2 separate regions of the Mus musculus genome follow, and region 1 is linked to region 2. A link is a loop called in an ENCODE intact Hi-C map of the cell type or tissue named here. Cell type or tissue: left cerebral cortex. All regions are shown on one strand.

Region 1 (8,000 bases), 88 kb after region 2:
GGCCCTAGAGGTTTTGTAACTTGAATGGAGGAGATGGAAACTTCCTCTTTCATAGTTTTGGAAGGTGATTCCCAGACAGCACTGTCCTTTTAGTTCCAGCAGTCTGCCTGGCCACTCTCAGTCTGTCTGTGGCTCTGTCTTCTTCTCTAGCACTCAGGACCCCTCTTAGGATGGCCCTTGCTTCTTCTGTCTGCGCCTCCCCATTTTCCCGAGCCTCTGAATGGATTTTGAAGGGACCCCTCCTAGTCAGTGTTCATTAGATTCTCCGCCTTGGTAGATCAGAATTCACTATGCTGAGGATGTTAGAGACTGGAACAGTCATTCTGGATATTGTTCAGACTACTGCTTGGGAGTGTGGTGCTGCGGACCTGTGATCCCAGCACGTAGCTGGAGGCAGGAGAGTGAGAATTCAAGCTCACCTTCAGGGCTGTATTCAGTCCAAAGCTGGCCTGGCTTCACTGGACTCTGTTTCAAAAAACAGAAACTAACAAAAATTAATGTTCAGTGGTGACACACAAAGAGGACAACTCTAAACTTGCTGATTAGTCTTTCTACTCTAAGGCACCTGTATATAATATGTACTCAACACTTATTTTTAAGAAAATTAGAATATGCTTTTAGTTTTTAAGATTTTATTCTGTTTTATTTTAGCTTAAAACTATAGAAACCTTACTGGGTAGCACAAGCAAAGTTGGTGACGTGATCGTCCTGGGGATGATAACCCAGCTGAAAGAGGTAAGTTAAGGGCTGGAGAGATGGCTCAGCGGTTAAGAGCACTGACTGCTCTTCCAGAGGTCTGAGTTCAAATCCCAGCAACCACATGGTGGCTCACAACCATCCGTAACAAGATCTGGCGCCCTCTTCTGGAGTGTCTGAAGACAGCTACAGTGTACTTACATATAATAAATAAATAAATCTTTAAAAAAAAAAAAAGAGGTAAGTTAAGTTTGACGAGCTTTGCCTTTTATTTTTGGACTCGAGTTGGTGATGCGTTGCTGCGGTAATGCTTTTTCATAGAAAACACAGGAACATATTTTCACAGAAAACATAGCCAGCGATGGCCTCGTCATCTGTGTCCGGGTTCTGCGGTGTTGGTGGGAAAGACTGTCCAGGTGTTAGTTTGCATAGCCCCCAGGTAGACCCCTAGTGACCTCTGCTTGAACTGACTCTGGGTTTCTGAATAAGCAAACTGCTGACCACATCCTGGTGGCCTGAGGTACTGGTTATTCTCTTAGCCAAAGGCATCTGGTGAGACGGAGCGGCAAGCAGCCTGGGCCTTCCTTACTACCCTGTGGTTTGCAGCAGTTGTTCCTTAGTGTCAGTGAGTCTCGGGTAAGTGAGTGAGTAGTCTGAGGTTGCCAGTAAATAAGCAGAAAAGTGTGGACTAGGAATTACTCATATCTGCAGGTCCACTTCTCTCTAATGTATCCTGTTGTCAGACTAGGTAGTATGTTAATAATTTATAATAGTATTCATTTTTTAATACAAATGTGAGCATATTTCATTTAATTCTGTTTTAGGGGAAGTTTTTCCTGGAAGATCCTACTGGAACAGTACAACTGGACCTTAGTAAAGCTATATCCTTTAAAAAAAAAAAATTCGCCAGGCGTGGTGGCGCACGCCTTTAATCCCAGCACTCGGGAGGCAGAGGGAGGCAGATTTCTGAGTTCGAGGCCAGCCTGGTCTACAGAGTGAGTTCCAGGACAGCCAGAGCTACACAGAGAAACCTTGTCTCGAAAAAACAAACAAAGAAACAAACAAAGAAACAAACAAACAAACAAACAAAATTCTGTCCAGGCATGGGGGTGCACACTTTGAATCCCAGCACTCGGGAGGCAGAGGCAGGGAGATCTCTTAAGTTTAAGGTCAGTCTTGTCTGCATAGCAAGACTCTGTCTCCAACAAAAGGGGTGAGATGGGGCTGGAGAGGTGGCTCAACAGTTAAGAGCATTGGCTGCTGTAGGATCTGGGTTAAATTCCCAGCACCCACATGGCAGCTCACAGCACTGCGGTTTATTATTAAATCTCCTTTTAAGGCCAGGCGTGGTGGTGCATACTTGTAATCCTAGCACGTGGGAAGCAGAGGCAGGAGTTTTAGGAGTTTTAAGGCCAGCCTTGGCTACATGTCTCAACTTTTCCCTACAGTAAATAAGACTTCCTCCTAATACCACCACAACCCACTACGAGGAATTTAAAACAACCCGAAAGCTAAAAGTCCCTTGGGGTTCAGACTGTCTACTGACCTATTAGTGTTCCGAGCATATCCTTGAGTTCTTCCTCAGCTGCTCTGTACCAGTTCCACAGTGGCTTATACACCGAGGCCTGCTTCGTCCTGGCAGAAGGTAAGCGTGCGCGCCCTTTTCATGTCCTTGCTTGACAGTAAAACTGTTCCCACTTGGGGAAGACACCTTACGATGTCGTTCCAGAGGGTATTCACCGTGAGGATGTCACCTTGTGAGACGGTGATGCTTAAGAAACAGCCTATTAGAAAATGTTCAGGGCTGGAGAGATGGCTCAGAGGTTAAGAGCCCTGACTGCTCTTCCCGAGATCCTGAGTTCAAATCCCAGCAACCACGTGGTGGCTCACAACCGTCTGTAATGAGATCTGACGCCCTCTTCTGGTGCGTTTGAAGACAGCTACAGTGTACTCATATATCAATAAAAATAAATACATCTTTAAAAAGAAAAAAGAAAAAGAAAATGTTCAGGGCGGAGGAAAGCGCCTTGAGATTAGACAGTGGAGAAGGCTGTGGGTCCTGAAACCCACTGATGGTGTGCACTTATAAAACTGGAAAACTCTTGGTTTCATCTGCTCAGTCAGGTCCCCCCTGTGTAGCTGGTAGCTGCTCTCGCTGCTCTTCAGCAAGTGCTATAACCCCCCCCCCCCGGCCAGCGCCCTACCCCACCCTAAAATATGAGTTAGTTGGGGTGGGGTACACTTGTTTAATGCCGTTTTCCTTCTAAAATATGCACTGTCCGTGGCTCTGGAGTTCGATAGCTCAGTATGATCGGTGGTTTTTGTAGTTTAATTCATTGCCTTATGTGACAATGAATTTGCTTTTTCAAAAATGGATAGCTGAGCAGACCATAATGCCTTGTTACCCGGTCGCTTTGTTTAGGTTGGTTTGAAGATCAAGTGTTTCACGCCAATGCCTTTGGATTTCCTCCCACTGAGCCCTCCAGCACCACAAGGTATTAAAGCGCTTGATTTCAACGACTCAGGAATTTGTAGATTGGCAGCAGTGAACATAACATAGTTTATCTCAGTCACTACAAGGTGTCAGATGAGAAAAAGCATTGGAAACCCACTTGCTTTAGCAGATCTGATGCCCTCTTCTGGCCTGAACGGGTGCACACAGATTTACAGACACCAATACCCAAAAGTGGCGTTAAGTTCACATACAGACACACACATTCATAAATACAATTTTTAAAGTGAAAAGCAAAAAAGAATATAAAGGCATAAAAAAGAAAAATGAATTTAATGAGCCAGTGCTTTATATATCTATATTTATTTATGTATCTATGTAAATGTTAGGGCCTCGTCATTTATGGAGTCTAGATCTCTGTAAATGTGCAGCGCTGCGGCACACTGTGAAACACTGGGGCTGCCAGGCATTCGCGGCTCCAGCCGAGCGAGGTAGACGGTAACACACTGCCCTCTTGTTCATACAGAAGGGGGAGTTGCAGGAAGCCCCTGCCTGGGGCCCGGTAGGGGAACAACTGAGGACAGATGTAAATGCCCCTCTGGCACCCAAGTATACTGTTGCTTTAACCTTTCCTGAGCAGACTTGAACAAATGGCCTATTCACCCCAGGTAGGGCACCAGTGGCAGGGCAAAGGAATAGTTCTACTCACATCTACCTGGTGGGACAATGGTTTTATTGAGCTCACAGGATCAGAGGTGACCACAAGACTGCTGGATCATTTAAAAGTCTCACCCAAGCATGGACAAGACTTGCCCAAAACAGCAAAGAGGGAGTCTGTACTTCCTGCTCCTTCCTGGTTCACTCCTGTATGAGCCGGTTCACTCCTGTATGGCCGGCACCTCCCTAGACTGTGTAGTGTAGCTGGGGCAGGATAGCGTGTAGCAGTGGGTTTCTTTTTTTTTTTCTTTTCGAGACAGGGTTTCTCTATATAGCCCTGGCTGTCCTGGAACTCACTTTGTAGATCAAGCTGGCCTTGAACTCAGAAATCAGCCTGCCTCTGCCTCTGGAGTGCTAGGATTAAAGGCTTGCGCCACCAGGCCCGACTCACAGTGGGGTTCTATTAACTGGCGGAGACTGCCAGTAGGCCTGACCTTGTGAAGGGATCTCTTGACAGTCTCTTGGAGTTAATCACAGCTGACCTGATTAAAGTCGAAGTGGCTGCCGTGCTCTGAGGCCAGCTTTTGAAGCACGCATACTGAATAGTCCTCCATAGACGGTGTCATGTGTGTGTGTTTTAAATAATTTGCAGGCAACATGTTTCATCTCTGGAATACTGTGTTGTTGCATGGTTGCTATATCTGATATATTTTTACTTTCTCCATGAACAGAATATGGTGGATAACTGTGTTATAATTACATAGGGCGTACTATGGAAATATTAATTTTTTTGGAGGGCCTTCTAATGCATCAGTGAAGACGTATACAAAGCTGAGACAGCTGGAAGATGAGAACAAGGACGCCATGTTTGTGATTGTGTCTGATGTTTGGTTGGACCAAGTGCAAGTGTTGGAGAAGTTTCATGTAATGTTTTCTGGTACGGATTATTATTGTTTTGTTTCTTGAACTGTCCTGAGGGATGTTTGTCATGTGGTGGTGGTGGAGTGCCTCTGTGGGCCCTGTTACATGGGAACCTGAGACAGGGGATTTATTGAGCAGTGATCAGAGGTCAGTCTGAGCAACATAGGAAGACCTTGTTTTTAAAGAGACAACAAAGCCAAGCCAAAGCTTTCACAGTTAAAGCCAGCCAGATATGCTGATACCTGCCTTTAATTCCATCTCTTAGAAGGCAGAAGCAGGTGGATCTCTATGAGTTACAGTCACGACAGGGCTACATAGTGTGGTCCTGTCTCAAAAATCATCAAATAGACAGACAGACAGACAGACAGACAAACAGATAGATAGATAGATAACACAAAATTCTCAGTTCCCAGAGTGACGTCCTTTTGTTCCCTAGGTTACTCGCCAGCACCTCCAACCTGCTTTATTCTGTGTGGTAATTTTTCATCTGCACCATATGGAAAAAATCAAGTCCAGGCTTTGAAAGGTATTGAGCATCTTTTTAACTAAGAGTGTTTCCAATCCCGGCAGTGGTGGTTCATGGCTTTCATCCCAGCACTCGGGAGGCAGAGGCAGGCAGAACTCTGAGTTTCTGACCAGCCTGGTCTACAGAATAAGTTACAGGACAGCCAGGGCTATACAGAGAAACCCTGCCTTAAAAAAACAAAACAAAACAAAACAAAAAAATTGAGTTTTTCTATATTTACATGAACTATTGATAAATTATGTATAATATTTTAATTTTATTAAAGATCTAGGGTTGTAGTTAATCAACTGTAACTTTATGGACATCACAAATTAGGTTAAATATTTTTTATAATTTTCAGATTCCCTAAAATCTTTGGCAGACATAATTTGTGAATATCCAAGTATCCACCAAAGGTAAAAATAGTTTTGTTTTTTTAAAAAAATGAACCATGAGGTTTATATCTGTGATTCTAAAGAGATTGCCTTTAGAAAGGGGAAGGTCGATGGCCTGGAGAGATGTTTCAGTGGTTAAGAGCACTGGTTGCTCATCCAGAGGTCCTAAGTTCAAATCCCAGCAACCACATGGTGGCTCACAACCATCTATAGTGTGATCTGATGCCCTCTTCTGGCACACAGGTGTACATGCAGACAGCACTCATACAGAAAACAAATAAATAAAATCTAGAAAGAAGAGAGAGAGGGGGGAGAGAGAGAGGGAGAGAGAGAGAATGAATATGAATGAGAACAAGTTGATCCCAGGGTGAAATCCTCACATCATCATGTATTTCGCTACTTTCTGGATCTATAGGGGAACAAAATGTAGAAGGGAGAGTGACAGTTTTATCCGTAGTTTCTGGTGACACTGCTTATCCAGAAGTGGACCTTCAGTATGATCATCGGCCTCATGAGCCTCTGTAAAGATCGAGTGCGTGCGTGTGTGCATGCGTGTGTGCTTGCTTGCATGTGGTCAGCACACTATTATTAACAGAAAGATTTGGACTGGAGACTTTTTAGCAATGTGTTAAAATGCATAAAATAAAAAAAACTGTAGCTAGGCATCATGGCCCTGCAGAGACTGAAGCAAGAGAATTGCAGATTTAAGGCTAGCCTAGACTACATAGCAAGACAGACAAACAGAAACCCCTGGGATTCGGTTGGAGGCGCTGACTTAGTTTTGGCTTCTGGCAGGGTTGCGTGTTTCGTGTTGCTGTGTTTAATGTGCTTAATGGCTGGTGTTGAATTTTATGCAGTAGCCGTTTTGTGTTTGTGCCTGGCCCAGAGGATCCTGGATTTGGTTCCATTTTACCAAGGTAAGCTTTGTTCACATTTGTTTTGACAGTCAAGAGAATTGTGTAAAGTTTATAAATACATCCTATGTCCTGCTGTTTTTCTAGGCCGCCACTCGCTGAAAGCATCACACAGGAATTCAGACAAAGGGTTCCGTTTTCAGTTTTCACGACTAATCCTTGCAGGTAAGTCACTCAAAAACAGCATTTTGTGTTAAACTTCTGTTCATTTTAAAATTACTCTAATTTATTTCTGAAATTTGACTGCTAAGAGTAGATCTAAAAAGTAAATTTGATTTTAGATTCCTCACGCTTTGAAAACGATTTAACTATATTCAGATACTTAACCAGCAGTGACTCTGTGGTCTTTGTGTTGGCAGTGGTATCTCCAGCTTCCTCAGGAATCCCATCCTTGTGGGTCCAGATGTCCAGTGTCCTTTCTCTCCGGATGCCCTGTAGATCTGTGAGCACTCGGATTCTACCCGAGCTCCACGCTCACCTGTCCTGGGACCAACCCCATCTCATTTCATGGCACCCTTGTCTTTGCAGTTGCTCGGGCCATGACCATAGAGGTTTCCCCTACACACAGCTGAGTTCGGTTGCCTTTCATGACTATGACCTGAGGTCTACTCTAGTCTGGATCAGCAGCCTCTAGCTGCTGGTCTCTGGCTTCTAACCCCTCTCCTCCCAATACCCCCCATCCCCCACCCCCACCCCCACCCCGAGTCTGTTCTTTACACAAGAAAGCATATCATGTCACTTCTGTCTTGAAAGGTGGGGTCCCTAGTGCTGTTGTTAACAGCCCAATCCTGGCAGTGATAGTCATGTCCTGCCTGCATGGTGTGCCCTGGTACTGCTTTGATTTCCTCTCCCCGTTGCTTCCCTCACACCAGTCTCTGTGCCCCAAGCATGCAAGGCATGACCCAGTCTTAGGTCCTGCATTGTGCCTCTTCCCCCTGCCTGACGGGGGTGGGGGTGGGGGCGAGGAAAGGGGATAACATTTGAAATGTAAATAAAGAAAATATCTAATGAAAAAAAGGACTTCAAATCCTAGCACTGTGCATGTGCATACTTACACAGAGACAGACAGACAAAGACAGACAGAGACAGAGGGAGAGTTGGGGGTGAGGGAGAGAGTAGGAGTGGGATGGGGAAGAGTAAAGAAAACTAGATTGGGGAACAGATAAGATCGACTGGCTGAATCTGCTGCAGTGACCATTGACAAGTCCAGTGGGGGTGCCTTGGTAAGGCACCTTATTCATTCATTCATTCATTTATCTATATTGATTGATTGATTTTTTTTTTTTGAAAGATTGTAAGTACTCTATAGCTGTTTTCAGACACACCAGAAGAGGGCATCCAATTTCATTACAGATGGTTGTGAGCCACTGTGTGGTTGCTGGGATTTGAACTCAGGACCTTAGGAAGAGCAGTCAGTGCTCTCTTCAGCCCCAAGACTTTGCCTTTAAAATTATCTAATG
Region 2 (8,000 bases):
AGCAGCAGCCAGCTTTATAAATCTGACATTGAACGTGAGGAAGAAACTGCCTGGAACCCTAACCTCAGCAGCACTGACCTTGTTTGTATTGCCTCTGGAATGGTGCCCACCAAACAAGTACAGCACCCGGTCCACGCACACAGCGCAGCTCCCAGACATAGACGGGGGAACGTCACCTTCAGTGTTGATTTTCTTCCTACGAGGAGGAGGGTTAGATGATAACGTTTCCCAGAGGGTAAGAAATACAAGACTTATTAACTTATATCCCCGCAATGAGAGGAAAGGCGGCCGGTGCTATCCAGGGACTCTCCTAGCTTTAAGATAGCCCGAGGAATCAGTTTCTTCCTTAGTAACCTGTCTAGACAGTGGAAGATGGCCTTGCCCCAGGCAGAATGAAAAGCTCTGCAAGCCCCTCAGGTTCCATGAGCCATTTCTCAAACTATTTGCTTTTTATTTATATGATCTTATCTGACTGGAAGGTCTTTGTTTTACGTATTTCTGTGTGCTTGGGCACAGGTATGTCACAGCACGTGCAGGTGCATGCATGTGCAGGTGCAAAAGTCTCTTCCTCTACCACGTGGACTCAGGGAAGGCAAACCTGGCCTTGGTGGACCGCACCTCTACCTGCTGAGCCGGCTCGTGACCCTGTCTGTTTTTAAGTAGGCCACGGACTCAAATGGAAACCTTCCCATGCCTAGTGCTCATTAATTCAACAGACATTTCCTATTAAGTCACCCAGAACTCACAGAAATCTGTCCAATTCTTCCTCCCTTAAGTGCCAGAATTAAACAAATACGCCATCGTGCTCAGCTTTAGAGAGTTACAGGACTGAGAGTTCACTAAGGTGTCCTGACTACATCATCAGCTAATACCACTTTCATCTTTGTTTAGCTTGAGGTAGGCTGATTTGTAAATTCTTAATCTTAAGAAATGTGTTAAATTCTTTGGTGAATTTTTCTTTAAAAAAAAAAAAGATTAGCAAATAGTCCATATTAACTGATTTAATAATTATAAAAATTGTTGTGACCTTCCATAAACCATCCTGGCTTTAATATCAACAGTAAGACAGTAAAGACAATAGTCTTTTACAGTGGAAAGTTTTCATGAACGGGGAAACACATTTATACACCCCCAAATGGCTAACTCACATTTTGAGAAACCCAGAGTCTCCTAACATATGCTCGACTTGTACTGCTAGACAGGCAGAAGACCCTCTTAGATACTACCAGTTCATTTTTGTTTTGTTTTGTTATTTTTCAAGACAGGGTCACTCTGTGTAGCCCTGACTGTCCTGGAACTTACTATGTAGTCCAGGCTGGCTTGGAAATCACAGAGTCCCTGTCTCTGCCTCCCGAGTGCTGGGATTAAAGGCACCACACCAGGCTCATTTTTTTAATTATTTACTTTATGAGTATTTTGTCCAGATATATATGTCTGTGCACTGCTGCAGGTGCATACTTGCTGCTCTCGGAGACTAGAAGAGGGCATCAGATCTCTGTGACTGGAGTTACAGATGGTTGTGAGCCACCATGTATGTGCTGGGGACTGAACCTAGGTCCTCTAGAAGAGCAATCAGTGCTCTTAACAACTAAGCCATCTCTTCATTCCCTCATTTTTATTTTTAAACAGATCTTTTTTCTTTTTTTTTCCCAGTTGAAAAATCAAACCCAGGGCCTCCTATCAGGCAGGCAAGCTTGTTGCCACTCACCTATTAATGCAATCCAGAAAATACTACTTTAAAATTAGAGACTTTCTCAAAACTTCTTTTAAGCAGATAAAATAAACCATGCAAAACCTAAGAAGGAAACTAAAAACCTCTTTCTTCAAAACACCAAGCAGACTTGTAGCACCTCCCCAACCCAGGCTCTGTATCGCCTTCCTTGTGGTGCTTTGACCAGGTCTTGACTAGAGGCCTCTAAGATCATGACAGACTCTGGTGTGTACTGACCTCAGCAGCTAATCTAAGCCAGACCACTGTTTCCAGAAAAGAAAGCTTAGTATCCTTAATTACAACAGGCATTGTGACACATGCCTTTAGTCTCCGTGCTCTGGAGGAAGACACAGAGACATGGGAGATCTCTGTGAGTTTGAGGCCAGTCTGGACTACATAGTAAGTTTTAGGACAGTCAAACCTATGCGGAAAAGAAAGACACCCCCACCTCTCCACACACCCCACCCCCGCCACTTCCTTTGCAAGCTTATTGGAGGGTTAATCTCCAGTTACCATCTTCCAGTCTCCATGTTGTAGATCCACAGTTCTTCTCTGGGCAGATAAAAGTCATATAATCCTCTCACTTGATTACTCTATGAAGAATAAGAAAGATTACAAAGATAAACAACTGACATTTTCTTTTTAATTTGCACTAATGTGTTGGAGTATGTATGTAACATGGAACACACATGTGCCACGGTGTTCTGGAGTCACTTCTAACCTCCCATCTTTACAGGGGTCTGGGGGTCACACTCAGCTCACCAGGGCTGTGCATCGAGTGGGCTACGCACTGAACAGCTCCCTGGCCCAGTAACTGATGTTGCTAAAGAGGCATTTTCTGGGATCCTTTCCTACCTTATTGAGATACTATTCATGATACTGATCATATAAAAGTAATTTTTGTATACAGATAAATATTAAATGCAGTCTCCAGGACTCAGGCACATACAAAAAAATCTTAATGCAGACACATCTGCAGTCCAACTTTTGTTACAATCCTTGCAAATAGTACAAGGGCCCCCTGGGGAGTTAGTGGCACTCAGCCTTCCTAATGCCACGCCTTTTAATACAGTTCCGCAAGTTGTGGTGACCCTCAACCATAAAATTATTTTTGTTGCTACTTTGTAACTGTATTTTGCTACTGTTATGAGAACAGTATGTTTATTACTGTTGTGTAATGTAAATAACTGTTTTCCAATGGTCTTAGGCAGCCCCGAGCAAGGGTCATTTAACCCCACTCCTCCCCCACAGGAGTCACCCGCACTGTTGCGAGCTGCTGTCCAGCCGGCTCCTGAACAGACCGTGGCCCTGCTCTCAGTCACCTGACTTTGGAGGACTCGCAGCCCCACCCACGCTAACAGGCTGCTCGAGCCAAGCTTCCGGTTCATCCACTCATTCTGAGGGCAAAACTGCTTGTGCAAATCCTGAGTCTTCGGTCAGCTGTGTCCTTGTTCCGGTCTTCAACCCTTCAGATGTTAACTCTAACAAAGACCAGGTTTACCATAGGGCCTCAAATTCCCTTATTTAATCCTAACAACGAGTTATTACAAGATTTGCCTCAGGCTACTCAGCAAGCAGTGGCGAGCCCAGGAGTCCCCCTTTCCTGTGCACACTGCCTTATTTCATCCCTGCCTCCTCCCTGGCCACTATCTCACAGGGATAAAAACTGGCCTTCACTGAAAATGAGTGACTACTAATGGTTCGGTAATGGAGCAGCTAGCCATGAAGCTCTCCTCCTCTCCCTGCTGGAAGGACCTTATAAACTAACCATCAGAAAATGCCCACAGGCTGCAGAGATGGCTCAGTGGTTATGAGCACTGACTGCTCTTCCAGAGGTCCTGAGTTCAAATCCCAGCAACCACATGGTGGCTCACAACCATCTGTAATGAGATCTGGTGCCCCCTCTTCTGTGTCTGAAGACAGCTACAGTGTGCTCATATACATAAATAAATCTTAAGAAAGAAAGAGAGGAACTTTCCACTCTGACCATTTCTCCATGCCCTTCAGAAGGGTCTCATGCCCATGTCAACACTTGGGTGGTGGGAACAGCCAGATCTGGAAAGAGTCCAAGGCCAAACTCCATGACAGTGGCTCAATGCTAGTGTTCACAAACAGAATTATGAGTAACATACGTTAGACCAAAGTGTGATTGACCAACAGGTCTACCTTCCTCAAAGGACATTTATATTTTGAAAAGGTTTATTGAAGTTGATTAGTTTTGCCGGCATGCCTGTCTGTGCATCCCTGGGGTGCAGTGCCCAGAAAGGCCAAAGGAGGGACATGAGATCCCCTGGGACTGGAATTACAGTTGTGAGTGGCCATGGGGGTGTTAAGAGTCCAACCCAGAAATGTGGCCAATGCTGGTAACCACTGAGTCACCTCTCCACCCCTGGAATTTATGTTTTAATAATAGTCACTACACAGCTGGCATGGGGGCGCACGCCTTTAGTCCCAGCACTGGGGAGGCAGAGGCAGGCAGATTTCTGAGTTCAAGGCCAGCCTGGTCTACAGAGTGAGTTCCAGGACAGCCAGGGCTACACAGAGAAACCCTGTCTCAAAAAACCAAAAATAAATAAATAAATAAATAAATAAATAAATAATAGTCACTACACACCTGCTCTCTACTATAGTCACTACACACCTGCTCTCTAATCTCTAGAATTCTCGACATCGACCTCTAAATACCTGATTCCTGGAAGCCAGGGACAACAGAATGCATTAATTCACGCTGGCAAAATAACTAATGGTTAAACCGACAAGGTATGGGACAGTTGTCTCAAAATGGCCACCTATGATCAGGTCGTCAGTACTATAAGCTATTAGAGTCCTTAAGCAAACCACAGGCGCAGAGAACTGGACTTCCCAAGGGGGGTGGGGGGGCGTCATTTTAACACTAAAATAGTTTTAGGTCAAATGGCTCAAATGAGTGTGCACCACATGAAATCCAAGAACTAGAGTGAGTGTATCATGGAATTCTAAAACCAGTACAGAAGAACCAGTGAGCAGCGGTTTAAGGAGGTAACTGAGCAGTATTCCCCAGCTCGCGGTATAAAACAATGCAAATGACTAAAAAGATACTTGGTCACAAAGTCCAAAGGCCTGCACTCCAATTACATACGCTGCTGGGGATTCACTGGCTATTTTTTCCTTTAAAATCCGCAGTAAGGCCTACTGAGGAGCAATCCTTTCTCAGCTGAGACCAGTTAAGAAAAATGGCCCTGCGTTCAAACAATAGATAGGTGGGGGCATCTGCACAGGTGTTGATGACACCGTTACACCTTCGGGGAGGTTGAGCAAGCGATTCCTGTGGCCTTGGTTCACACAGTGACAATATTGTTGAATATAGTGTCTGTCGGCTAAATGGCCCCAGCTCCGGGCGACCGGGCCCAAAGGTATATGAGTGATTCTCACACACCCTCGCCCCCACCCTTTTCCGTACCTCGGGCCACAGTCACCCGCTACGCGACCCACAATAACAGAACCTCGCTCCGCTCACTCCAAAGACAATGCGTAGGGGGTGCGTGGGATAGGCTGACTCATAAGTTCAAGAGAGCGGTGACAATAGCCCAGGATCCCCGAATCCACCAGGGCAGGGCGGGAAGATGCTCTCCTGAATGAGCAAGAGCCGCGGCGGCGATCGTGCCCACTCCGCCCTACTGACCTTGTAGCCGCCCCAGACGAACATGTGGCGCCCATCGCTGACAGCGACGTGGCCGCTGCGTTCAGCCGGGCAGGCCAGCTCCATGGCCTCGTAGTTCTCGAAGGCCGGGCCCGGCAGATCCTCCGCTCGAGCATCCTCGTTGCCATCAGCCATCTTGAGGCTGCACCGCTGGCCACCGAGACCGCTCCGGCCCCGCAGACGGGAGACAAAGGAAAGCGGAGCGGTGGACCGCGGCGCGCAGCCAGCGCTGACGACCCGCCTGTCCTGCGCTACGCCTCCGCCTCCGGGACGAGCGCTGGGGCGCGCGCCGACAGCGGCTGCGGGTCTCGCGGGGACCGCGCCGCGGCCGGGTCCTGGCTCAGAGCGGGAGAGCGGCCGACGGGGCTCGCACTCGCAGCCCGCCCCGCCTCCGGCCGCCGGGGCCTTGTTTATGCCGCCGCCGGAAGTCGTCCGCAGCGGACACTGTCCCCACGCTCCGGAAGCGCTCTCGCCCCCTGCGCTGCTGAGCCTCCCGTCGTCCGGTCCCACCGCAGTGCTGTCCTACTGCTGTGTAGTCCTCCCAGTCGGGCCCTTGGGCATCTGAGTCCTCCCAACATCCGTCCTCCCGCCTCAGGGTGCTCTGGCCTGGATAGTTCCTAAACCATAACAACCCACCCTTGGGGAAAGAATGCGAATCCCAGACTCACAATCTGGGCTTCTAAGAGGCCAAATGAAAATTACGAATTATTTAAACCCAATTCCTCGCCCATAAAATAAGGCTGGTCTGGAAAACACTTCAGGCTCCTCATTTAAATGGTGGCTCTCCGTGCTGCTCATCTTGTCTTTTTTTTTTTTCTTTCTCCCTCTCTTCGTTTTGGGACTGCTAAATATATACTGAGCAAAATACACACTTAACAAAAACGACCAAAAAAAGCTTTTCTCTTTGAAACTCTCACCAGTTGCTGGAGATGTACTTGCTGAAACACAAGAGTTAAGGGTCTGGGGTTTGAGATTAAAGCGCTGGGATAAAAGGTGTGCTCCACCAGGCAGATTCTGTTTCTTGACCAGATTCATCCAGGTCTCCCTGGGGCAATTTTGCCATGCAAGAGATGTCCAGTGCCCTTGGTGCTGTGCTGAGGGGGGCCTTCCTCACTGCCATTGCAAGAGACAGTCAGAGAGAGAAATGGCCTTCCTGCTGCTGCCCAGGGTGTATACTGTCAAAAAGAGATTGGCAGCGTTTCCACCAGCCACTTCGTGCTGGATGACACTGGAGAAGAAAATCTAGCATCAGTTTCATGTTTGGCGGGTAGAAGACATCTCTCACTGTTGGCCACAACCTCTCACACTGCAAATCTGCTGTAATGTGAATGACCAATTTGCACTAAGCTGAGGTTTGTGGTGAGCAACTGATCGTCCAACAGTGGAAATCACCTTGCCCTAGGGGTCAGGAGCATGCAAGTGGATATTCCTCCACAGATCAGCCTTATTCCAGATGAGCTGCACTTGGACACATTTTACTGCCTCGTGATTATTGTTTGCAAGAAAAATTTGATGGTGTTGTGGGGATAGCCACTAGAGAGGACAGCTCAGACATGAACTTAAGGCAATAGAAAGTCTTTATTAGTTTGGGATCCCAGTGTAGCAACGAGCCTTTCTCAGAGTGAGCTTTTAAGCACAAAACCCATGTTCTGGACGGATACACTTCAGTTAACAAGAACAGTTAGCATCCCAGAGAATCTTGCCACAGAAGCCAGATGAAGGTAATCTACACCACAGAGCCACTGCTGTCCCTTGTCCTCAAGAGACTAGACTTCTGTCACTCCATGAGACTATCAATAGTTACAAATAGTCCTGGGCCATTGTAGAAGGATTTTTATCCAGCAACATGGCTACTCTGATTGGAATACAGACACACCCTTAGCACACACTTTAATCTCAAATGATGAAGGTAAAGTTAGTTTGTAGAAGGAAGCACCCATGTTTGAAAGTGATGTTTAGTTGAATAGCAGACATAGTGGCAGATCAGAGAAAGATTTGATAGAACAGGATGTACCCAACGCTCACAAGGAGAGGAAAGGGGAACTCCTCAAGGGCCAGTGCAGAGAGAGAGAAGAGGCAGCTTTACTTGGAGAGGGTACAGAGACAAGTTGCAGAGAGAGAACATGCTAGCCACAGGTGAAGACAGAAAGCCAGAGAATGAGAAGGAGCAGAAGATTAGAACATGTCGCCAAAGTTAGTTATGAGGCCAAGCAGAGCAATCAGGAGAAGCCAAGAGAAATGAGATTGAGGGCTGGCGAGATGGCTCGGTCGTTAAGAGTGCCAACTGCTTTCTGAAGGTCCTGAGTTCAAATCCCAGCAACCACATGGTGGCTCACAACCATCCTTAATGAAATCCGATGCCCTCTTCTGGAGTATCTGAGGACAGCTACAGTGTACTTACATATAATAAATAAATGAATAAATACATAAATAAATATACAAATACATAAATACATAAAAATTTTTAAAAAAAGAACTGAGATTGAATCAGTCAGCTTGGAGAGGAGTTTTGAATCAGAACAGCTGAGTTGAACCAACCAGAACTCAGAAAGAACTAGAGAAGGTGAGTTTAATTCAGCAGTAAGTCTCAGAGGCTGAAAACATTCTAGG

Evidence for each region. Peaks named below come from ENCODE experiments on the same cell type or tissue, not always from the same donor. Only the 100,000 strongest peaks of a DNase experiment are listed, where the experiment ranks them.
Region 1: it touches region 2 in a loop (2.9-fold over the local background); 16 of 42 quality-filtered maps call a loop at or near these places.

What each region holds. Positions count from the first base shown.
Region 1 is chr12:69,206,564-69,214,563 of GRCm38, reverse strand. It overlaps Pole2 (polymerase (DNA directed), epsilon 2 (p59 subunit)), which reads left to right. Exons shown (of 19, transcript NM_011133.2): 7 at 652-735; 8 at 1,521-1,577; 9 at 2,293-2,341; 10 at 3,119-3,191; 11 at 4,570-4,742; 12 at 5,163-5,252; 13 at 5,593-5,647; 14 at 6,484-6,543; 15 at 6,628-6,705. Among named protein-coding and RNA genes, the nearest start is that of Dnaaf2, 12 kb to the right of the region's middle. In left cerebral cortex, CTCF peaks have their summits at 893 (motif pointing left), 3,361 (motif pointing left) and 5,888 (motif pointing left); a DNase peak (open chromatin) is centred at 3,335.
Region 2 is chr12:69,294,520-69,302,519 of GRCm38, reverse strand. It overlaps Klhdc2 (kelch domain containing 2), which reads right to left and starts at 5,839. Exons shown (of 13, transcript NM_027117.3): 1 at 5,373-5,839; 2 at 2,225-2,304; 3 at 79-196. The coding sequence starts at 5,525. In left cerebral cortex, a CTCF peak has its summit at 3,971; DNase peaks (open chromatin) are centred at 4,819, 5,265, 5,874, 6,433 and 1 more place; H3K4me3 peaks cover 2,237 bases; H3K27ac peaks cover 2,439 bases.